Regions from separate parts of the Mus musculus genome. Here region 2 is linked to region 1. Evidence: chromatin loops called from intact Hi-C (ENCODE). Cell type or tissue: left cerebral cortex. All regions are shown on one strand.

Region 1 (5,000 bases):
AACCCAGAGTTGCCACAGGCTACACCCAAAGCCACTGAGCACATTCGTTCCAGGCCAGAGTCCAAGCTGTCCCCATCCAGAGTGTGTTTGCTGCTACCGGGCTAGAGCCAAAACCTTTGAGAGGCTGCCCCATGTACAAGGTCCTCGGGCTCAACCAGACTCCCCCAAGCTGGGAACTTCTGTTTTCCCTCAGAAGCTGCAGCCCCAGAAGCTGTAAGGCTGAACCTGCACAATCCAGGGCCTCCTTGCAGCATCCCTATACTGGAAAGGTTTCTCTGCAAAACAGGAGCATTGGCTCGACCTCTGACTCCCATCAACCTCTGCTCCTGAGAACTACATGTATCCATTCCTTAGGAGCAGGAGACCCTAGTAGCTCTTCAGGGTGCTGGGCAGCCAGGATCTCTGAACCAGGTTGCCCTGAGCTATGGCAACAGCCCTGAGTTGGCTCAGTACTGGGGGCTGGGGGCGTGTGGGGTGAGGATCTGTGCTTGCTTCATTTCTGATCCATGGCCATCAGATCTGTTCCCAGCAGCAGAGAGGACAATTGGCTAATGGTTGGCTGAATAATATCCCAGCAGCCCCTTTAGTCAGACTCCCGTGGATGCCAAACTCTTAGCATAGGCCATCCGTCATTCCAATAGCAGCCCTGTGCTGTAGAGGGACCCATGCCCTCCCCATCACCTCCTTACCTGCCTGTGTATCCTGTTTTCCCTATGTCTCCGGAGCCCAAGGTTGCCCTCTGGTTTGAGCCAGTCCCAGGCAGGACAGCCAAATCTAGGCTTTGCCAGCATCTGTGACCTACCCAGCTTGGAGTCGGGTCCCTAGTAGAATGGTCCTTTATCAGCCTTCCCCAGCTTAGTATGTCTGATACTTAACCTCCCTTAGAAGTCAAGGTTTAGCTCTGAGGGCTTCAAAGAGCAGGTGGAGATGTGGGGTAAAGCCACGGGAGTCTGCCTTAGGCAGAGTAAACCCAGGCTCTCCCAGTAGATGAGCTCTCAGGTATATGTACGGTAAGCCAGAGCCTAGTGAACTTACAGACATTTACTAGAAAAGCAACCTTGCTTAACTAGTTGGAGGTTGGTTTCCAGTTTTTATATCACAAGCCTTTCTAGAACTTTCTCCCCAAGCTACTCTCAACCACAGTATTAGCAGACCCCAGAGGAGGGGGAATGCCCAGAGGCTGAAAGCCAGCTGTGTGATAACCCAGTAGGCTTTGGACCAGGGACCCAAGAACCAAGTTTCCTTTTTCAGAGGCTTCAGTAGTTCTCCATGGACCAAGACCTAATCCAGCCTAAGAGCTTCCTACAACCAACCTGGGTGGAGGAGGATCCAGCCCTGAGCTGGGAGGGGGGACGCGGGGCGCGCAGCACAAGACAGCTGTGGGGACTGGAGGTTAGCTCACCCAGTGCAGGGCCCTGGGACCTTGAAGGCCCACACAACTAACACAAGAGCAAGGGAAGAGTCGCAAGGGAGCACAGCTTTCTACACCATTTCTTCTTGCAGGTTCCCTGGCACAGCCTCCATCTGCCTCCCTCGACTGCTTCAGAGAGACACCCCAGAACTCATAGGCAGACCCAGGCGGCACCACATCCAAGCCCCACACAGACAGGCACACACCTCCCGGAGCCACACACCTTGTTCTGGGGACCCCTTTCATGGAATGACTACCCCCTCTTCCCACGGCCGTCCCTGCCCATGGCTTGCTAGGACCTGGGGACTGACAGCAAAGCTCGGAGCCCCCTGGAGCATCGTGCCTGGCCCAAGGTTTGGCTCTATCACGTGGAAGCTTGGCACCTGTTACACCTCTGAGACCCTCTGCCCTTCTGGAAGGCAACCATAAACGTTTCCTTAGAGCCCCTGCTCCTCAGTAAACAGATGGTGGGGCCCAGCATGGTGAGCTGGTGGCTTGTCACTTTTGTGTCTACTTTGAGAAGCTGCCTGAAGCCTGAACTTTCCAGGGAAGGGGAGAGGTTGGGGTTCCATGTCTTGACTGGGAAGGACAGTCCTAAACCCCTGATGAAGACAAGGCTCAGCTAGAGGTAGTCTTTGACTATTTGGCAGATTGGTTTATTTTCCTTGGCTGGAATTCACAAATTAGCCGAGGAGGGCCTTGAACTTCACGGGCAGACACCAACTATACCTAGTTTAATTGGTTTGTTTGGAGACAGAGACTCAATAAGGTAAGACTAGGCTGGTCTCAATTTTTTGTGTGCTCCTGTCTTAACCTCCCAAGTGCTGGGGTTTACAGGCTGCATCGGGGCCAGCTCAGACAGCTCAGACAGCTCAGACGGGCACAGGGAGCAGCTGCTTCGCCAGGGATGGCTCCAAATCCTAGCAATTTAATGTCAGAGCATTCTCCAGCCACAGTGTACCAAACCCTGAAGCTCGCGCCAGCATACTGTACACTAAGACCTCCAAGCACAAACCTCAGAATCTCAAGGCTGTGCAGAGGCCTTGGAGACATCTGGTCCAGTCACCTTTCCAAGATGGTCCTAGAAGCCAAGGGGCCTCCAGATGGGAACAGAACTTGGAATCCATTCCAGTTCCATTTGAGAGAAGAGGAAAATGAGATTCAGAGAGGGTGAGTGAGTGGTGCAAGGTTGCACAGCAAGTCGAATGAAGCACTGAGGGTCTTGGTCTCACAGGCTTAGACACAGCCTCTCTCTAGAGGCCCAGAGGAAGTGTGGGAGATGGGAGAGGAAGTGTTTAGGCTAAAACAAGGACTTTCTGGAGAGCTGTTTTTGAAAAAAAATCAAACCCTGGGAAAGCAGTGGCTTCCCTTGTTTTCTGCCCGCCTTCCTGGGCACTCACTGCAGCTCTTCACGGCCTCCAGCTCTGTTCGCAAGCTGCTTCCAGCCACCCACGGGCTTCCTAAAAACGGTCTCTGCAAGCTAATTCCAGAGGGTGAATGGCAGAGAGTGCCCGCGGGGAGGGGCGCTGCCTCAGCTGGAGCAGGCGCAGGCGCAGGGCACAGGGCACCACCACAGCAGCCCTGACCCCCCCTCCCTCCCCAAAGGCTCCAGCCTCCCCCAGCCTGGAGGAGTACAGGTCCTGCCTTTGTTGTCCAAGGTCTGACCTCTTAGTGTAGGTTCTTTTTCTTCTTAAAAATAACTTATGAAATTTTGTTTTAAGACATTCTTATGGTAAAATAAACAGGAAGGCAAAAAGAAAAAAAAAAAAAAACTCCTGTAAGTGAGCTGAATGAATCGGCATCTGAGCATCTCCAGGCTCAGGACCAAGCACATATAGAGATGGGCGGACTCCGTACATGATGTTCTAATGCCTGCTTTCCCTTGTAGTCATGCATCGTTCCTGGTCAACAATTGCAGTTCTTCATCGTGGCTTTCAGGGACTGTGTGGCATCTGGCATGTGACTATGCCACTCTGTTCAACCAATCTGTAGCACTGGAAATTGCAGTGTATGTCCTAAATCTTTGCTTAGGACAATTTCTTGGAATTTGAATTATGGGTCAGAGGGCCCTTGTCCCCAGTGTGTGTGTGTGTGTGTGTGTGTGTGTGTGGTCCTGTGTAGTGTGTACCCGTGTGTGCAGTTGTGCATGCAGAGGACACGGGGCATTCTGCTCTCTATGCGCCACCTTAGGCTCTTAGACAAGGTCTCATACTTACTGTGGAGCCAGCAAGCCCCAGTGATCTTCTCTCTGCCCCCACCCTCCAAAGCAAGAGAATTCATCATATTCCCAGCCCCGGGTTTCTATTTAAAAACACATAATTCTATTACTTTCCTTTCTGTGATGGCCATAGAATAATTATGTAATAAAGAAACATCAGCCAGGTTCTGTAAGTCCCATCTACTTGAGAGACTGAGGCAGGAGGATTATTTAAGCCCAGGAGTTCAACCAGAGGTTAAAAAAAAACATATCGAGACCCTGTCTCAAAAGGAAAAAAAATAGAAAATAGATAAGGAAAAACCCATATATTTCACCAAATCTTTTTTTTTAATTTAATTTTTTTTTTTTGAGACAGGGTTTCTCTGTATAGCCTTGGCTGTCCTGGATCTCACTCTGTAGACCAGGCTGGCCTCGAACTCAGAAATCTACCTGCCTCTGCCTCCCGAGTGCTGGGATTAAAGGCGTGCACCACCACACCTGGCAATTTTATTTTATTTTATTTTATTTTATTTTATTTTATTTTATTTTATTTTATTTTATTGAGACAGGGTTTCTCTGTGTAGCTCTGGCTATCCTGGAACTTGCTGTGTAGACCAGGCTGGCCTGGAACTCAGAGATTTCCCTGCCTCTGCCTACAGAGTGCTGGGATTAAAGGTGTGCAATACCACTACCACCAGGCTCATTTCTCCAAACTTAATACCAAGATGTGGTTAATTATTCTGCTGTGATGTACCCAAGGGTATGGGAGTGGGCATGGGTGTGTGTGTGTGTGTGTGTGTGTGCATGTGTGCATGTGTGCGCGTGGGCGTGTGTATGTATGCAGGCTCATGTAGCAGGACTGCACTATGCAGGCTTCATAAGACTTTGACTATGAATGTGCTACGTGCCAGTAGGTCGGCACTCCCGGCAGTACCTTATCAGTTGCAGTGTTGTGGGGTGTGTTTACCCTGGCGTAACCACTCTCCTTGTTGGGAACTAGATTTCTCATTTTGCACAAGTATAAATAGCTCGTGAATGAAAGTGGTTGGAGAAGCATCTCTGTTTCTCGCTCACTCCTCTCCGTAGGCTCTGTGCCCCTGACACACTGGATTAAGGAACTTTTCTACAGATGACCTTCCCTGAGGTCTGCCAGAAGTGTCTGTGACAGCATTGGAACTGAGAGAGCAAGGCTTCTGGCAGCTGTCACCACACACAGTCTCTCTCTGGCTCTCTCCCTTCACAGGTTCCCTGAGCCACCCTCCATTCTTGCCCTGAGCAGCAGGGCTCAGGGCAGCCCCAGCGCCAATGACTGTACACAGGTATATAGACAAAGAGGCCAAACAGTGCCAGACGCTGGCTAGAGACAGGCCCTGTGTTAACCAGACTTTGGCA
Region 2 (5,000 bases), 85 kb after region 1:
TATGTAGATGGTCTGTGTTGAAAGCCCAAGACTTAAATAGTGTTACACCAGCAGGGGCCGAGGGCCTACTACCCACCTTAGAGAAGAGAAAATGAGTGGTGGGGGACTTACAGCCTTCCCTCAGCAGGCGAACTTGGGGACTTCAAGGGGCCTTAGAGCCCTCCAAGTCAGGATGCTTGCCTCTGCTGTTGCCTCTCCCTTCAGCCATATGCCGGGTGAATTTGGCTCCAAGTGATAAGTTGGTAGGAACGGCATCTTCCCAAGCTGTCGCACTGAGTGTGTGGTGGATTTCTACACCCCACGATGCACACAGAGGTCTTCCAGGCACACGTCTGAGTGTGTGTCCATCCACTGAAAATGAGTCCCATGCCATCTTTCCTACTACCAGAGCCTTTGCTGGTCCTGCGTGTTTTTCTTGACGGGGGACACGCTTCCTCAGGGAGATGGGCTGCGTTGTCCTAGAACCAGAGGTCAGGGTTAAAGCTGCTGCCTGGGAGCAGAGATCAAAGGCGTGCCAGGGCTGAGGAGGTTTGGGGACACCCACATCAGGAGTCTTCCTCCTGCCCTGCCATCCTGTGTGCCTCAATTTCTTACTTTGAAAAGGAAGGAAAGTCTGTTGCACACATGACAGTGTGGAAGCTGGTGTGTGGGAGGTACCGTTTCTGGGCAGACCCCGGGGGACAGTGTGAGACCTCGGGGGACAGTGTGGGAGAGTATCCTCAGGCCTGGGATAACAGATGAAGCCGGTGAGCCTCCCAACTCAGCGCACCCTTTCCTGCTTCTTCCTGCGGTGAACTGGTCCCTGTGTCTCTTCCCAGGACTTTGTGAAGGGGCTAAGTTCACACCCTAGCCTAGCTGCTCAGATTCTGACCCTCATGCCAATGATGCCTTGGTTTCTCAGTCTCAGTTTTGTGGCCTGTAGGATGGGAGGGCAGAGGGGGATCCTCTGAGGCCTCTGGGTCAGCTAGCTGCCTTCTGGGTAGGTGTGCAGCAGAGAGTCTACTTCCCATTGACCAGGCAGAGTGGCTCGGGGAACAGACACTGCTCAGGCAAGGGACTGGAGATGCCGGGCATCCCTCTGCTCTCCCAGGGAGTCACTCAGGATGCAGGGACAGGAAGGGAACACCTCCCAGGGTGTTCCCCAAGGCAGTACCTTCTGCCAGCATCCTTCCTGCATCATCTTCTCAGACCTCCTAGCAGGTTCTAGAAGAGTATTCTTAACAAGAAGAGAAACTGAGACTCAGAAAGAGGGAACCACCTATCCATTATCTGAAATGAATGAGAGGCCAGGCTGAGATCTGAACTCCCAGTTGTGTGACTTTGGCTCCTCTCTCGACTTCCCTCCTGAAGTGGAAAAGAGGGAGGGGCAAGAGGGAGGAGCAAGCTGAGGAAGGGCTGGGGAACTGCAGCTTCCCCCACTGCTGGCTGCTGCAGGGATTCTGTGGGTGGTGGGAAAGGCATTGTAAATATACATGACATGCAAATCTACCTCTAAAAACAACGTAGGCCTCCCATGAGCTGGGGGTGCCAGGGTTCTCTGGAAAATACAGCGTTGCACAAACACTTGGGTTTCTATGACAACTATGCCGACTTGCCCCCTCCCTGGGGCTAGTTTGAAGGTCTCAAGGTGTGGCACTCATCTCTGGCTAATCAATGTTCCTCTTGTGTCTGCAGACACGGGTGCCGCCTGCCTTCTGCTTGGAGCCTGGTGACCCCCCTGTGTGACCAGGGCCCAACCCAGACCTCTGATGGAGTGCTGGAGGGATGTGTGTGGCAGTCCTCAGTCCCACTCCCGCTTCTGAGGTGTCATCTGCAGCAGACTTCCCGGCTACCTTTCTCCCTGTGCACGTGGCTCCTTGGTAAGTATAGCCACAGGCCTGAGCATCTCACCTTCCACTGTGCTTGCCTGTTTTGGGAAATGCCCAGCCCTCCCACTGCCAGCACCCACAAGCTGGCAGAGGGACCTCTACAAGAGTGATCCTGTCTGGGCACAATTACAGTTTAACCAGCTGGGTATACCCCCATCCTCCCGACAGCTCTGGAGGTGGGCCTGGTGAGATGCCTGTTTCCCAGGGCACTGCCCCAGTGGGGGAAAGCCCTTGCTGAGGATGGACGTCGGCAAACCCAGCACTGTACATTCCAAATGCCACACCCAGGGCTGGGGCAGGTGCCCAGCACAGGCTTGGGAGGAGGAGGGAGCTTGCTGCCGGCTGTGGCGTGACGGGGCCCACAAGAACACGTTCTTACTCCTCCTGCTCCACCTGCCTAAACTCACACAATGAGGTGCCAGGCTCAGCCTTATCTCTGACTGTCCTTCCACACCCACACTATCTTCACAAAGCCTGGTTCCTCCGTCATCCTTCCCACAGAGCAGGGACAGCCACCTCAGGCCCACATGGTGCCAACCACAGCGCCTGGCTCATTTATCTCCCTGTTCTCACACAGTCTCCCCTACCCCAAGGTTCTGTTGGTGTGACATGTCTAGTTCACACGTGAGGTAACCCAAGGGTCCCCCAGACACGGTTCAGTCTGGGTTGAAGGTCTGCCTTCTTGAGTGCCCTCCGTTTCCCAGAGTCATGGAAAAGGGTGGAAGATGTGGGAATCCCTCATGAGGACCCAGGAACTCATCAGCCTTCTGGGGTCCCAGGGAGCTGCTCTAGTATCCCTCAGCATGGTGCCAACCCCTTTGCTTCCAACTCTACCACCTGCCAACAGCTGCCAGCTTCCTTGATGAGATGCTCATAAGAACGAAAAGACTGGTAAATATGCATAATATGCAAATATCGAGGATAATATAAAAACCCGAGAAGTTCACTGTCAATAATGGATGTCTTTGAGAACTACACGCTGCACACTTGTGCGGTGCCAGCCTTATTGTTAGTAACTGTGAAAGGGCCCCCATTAATTACTACCCACCCCCAACCCGGTTCCCCCGGCCTGGCCCCGGGGTCTGCTGTGGCAACCAGAGACACCTGTTGCGTTTGGCTGAGAAGCTATCACCACAGAATCGATGAGGACATGGTGGTCTGATAGCAGGGGGGCGGGGGGGGGGGGCTTCAGCAAACATGCTGGGTTTGCCCAAGGCAGGCTGGGGTCTCCCTGAGGACAGCATGTGAGTCTCAGGGCCAGCCTGTGAGGCAGTGGGTATTTCTTGAGCAGTTACTACGTGTCTGGCATTTGGTGAATGCCTGGCACGATTCCGCATCTCATTTCAACTCCCCAAGGCTCACAGAGGGCTTAGCCTCTCCTGCTGATGAGCACTGCTCTGAGGCCTCCTCCGCCCTAGGGCAGATCTGGAGGCACAGCTGCCATCGCTCACAGCCCCCTTGTGTGTGGCCCAGTGACGGAGAAGGGATTCCTTGGCACTGGCAGGGAGCAGCCGTCAGGATCACGTGGAAAGATGGAGGCCGGGGTGGCGCGAGGGAGGTGTTACTGTTGCGATTTTGCTAACAAGCTGGTTATTTAAGGAACTGGGAAGCTCTGAGGGAGCCTCTGTGCCTGGGCAGAGGCGGCTGGGAGGACAGGGTCCCCAGGGAATTGAGGTCAGGGGAGCCAGCCACAAGCACTGATCAATAGATTGATTGAGTCTTGTTCACTTACTGACAATAGTAACAGCATCACGAAAGCCTGGGGAAAAAAAATCCACTGTGTCAGAGAGGACCTGTGAGCTGGGAGATGCAGGGGCCTGTAGGGCAGCAGAGCTCTGTTTGCTGGCCTGGGGGGTGGGGCACAGCCTTGGCTACTGGTCACTTAGCACACTGGACTTTTTGTCTTGTGAATGTTCCTCGTGGTAGTAGTGTATGTCACAGTAAATGACACCCCCCCAAAATAAAATCCAGCTCTAACAATAACAGCTACCATTTATTTATTAATTATCAGGCTCCTTACTAAGAAGTTTCCTGTTGTACATACGTACGTATGTACATACATATGTATGTATGTATATATGTATGTATTTTATTTATTTACTTATTTGAGGCAGGATCTCTTTATATATACTTCAGCCTGACCTAGTACACACTATGTAAACCAGACCAGCCTGAAACTCAAAAGATCCTCTTGCCTCTGCCTCCCAGGTGCTGGGATTACAGTCATGCGCCATCATCCTACCTGGCTTATTTATTTAATTTTTCTAGATGGAATCCAGAAGCGTATATGTGGTGGGCAGGCGCACTACCACCCCAGCCTGCCATTTAGCTTTTTTTTTTTTTTTTCATTGCATCAAATCTTCACAGATTTTATTTTACTCCTTGTAGGGAAGGGGCAAGCCAGGCTTACAAGGCAAAGCTCTTTGACATATGCTTAGAGGTAAGGCGAGAAACCAGACAGGAACTCAAGCCTCCAGCACAGCGAGGGGCTTAGGAGCTATGCCAGCCAGAAGGTCAGGAGCCCTCTGTCTGACTCTGCTGCGTCTGTCATGCCTCTTGCGTGTTTGAGGTGTGAGAAGCTAAGCAAGTATCATGGCATGGGCAGCTATGAGGGCTAGGACCCTGACAAGGGCCAGTGTGGGGCATTGGCTCACTTAACAAATGCTCCACACAGGAGCAAGGCATTGCAAAGGGACAGCTGGGGAGGGGCAGCAGAGGACTCGGAGCTCATTCAAAGTAAAAAGAGGTCATGCAGAGGAAGCAGGTCTCTAGCCCAGTGCTTCTCAGCCTTACTAATGCTGCGACCCTTTAATACAGGTCCACATGTTGTGATGACCCCAGCCATAAAACTATTGCACTGCTATGGCATAACTGTAATTTTGTTACTGTTACAAATCATAATGTAAATATAATAGACAGGTTATATGATATGTGACCCCCACCCCCTAAGAGGGATTTCAACCCACAGGTTGAGAACCACCACTCCAAACTCACTTCCTGCAGGCCTACTATATATTGAACCTATCATCTCGTCAAGCGCAGAACGGTCCTATGGAATTAGCTGGGCACCTGATGGGCCTGAAGTCTGGAGAAGAGACTAGGGTAAGACTCCACAGTCTCTGTTGGTGAAGT

Evidence for each region. A loop is a pair of places that touch in the nucleus more often than their neighbours do. Peaks named below come from ENCODE experiments on the same cell type or tissue, not always from the same donor. Only the 100,000 strongest peaks of a DNase experiment are listed, where the experiment ranks them.
Region 2: a loop joins it to region 1, with 4 times the contacts of the local background. A loop is called at or near these places in 2 of 42 quality-filtered maps.

What each region holds. Positions count from the first base shown.
Region 1 is chr2:156,578,557-156,583,556 of GRCm38, forward strand. No RefSeq gene overlaps it. Among named protein-coding and RNA genes, the nearest start is that of Gm14169, 32 kb to the right of the region's middle. In left cerebral cortex, a CTCF peak has its summit at 2,943; DNase peaks (open chromatin) are centred at 1,618, 2,347, 2,849, 4,535 and 1 more place; H3K27ac peaks cover 2,014 bases.
Region 2 is chr2:156,663,125-156,668,124 of GRCm38, forward strand. Dlgap4 (DLG associated protein 4) reads left to right here. Exons shown (of 13, transcript NM_146128.6): 2 at 1,675-1,859. Among named protein-coding and RNA genes, the nearest start is that of Gm52566, 12 kb to the left of the region's middle. In left cerebral cortex, no CTCF peak of the experiment used is centred here; DNase peaks (open chromatin) are centred at 218, 673, 1,452, 1,984 and 3 more places; H3K27ac peaks cover 3,026 bases.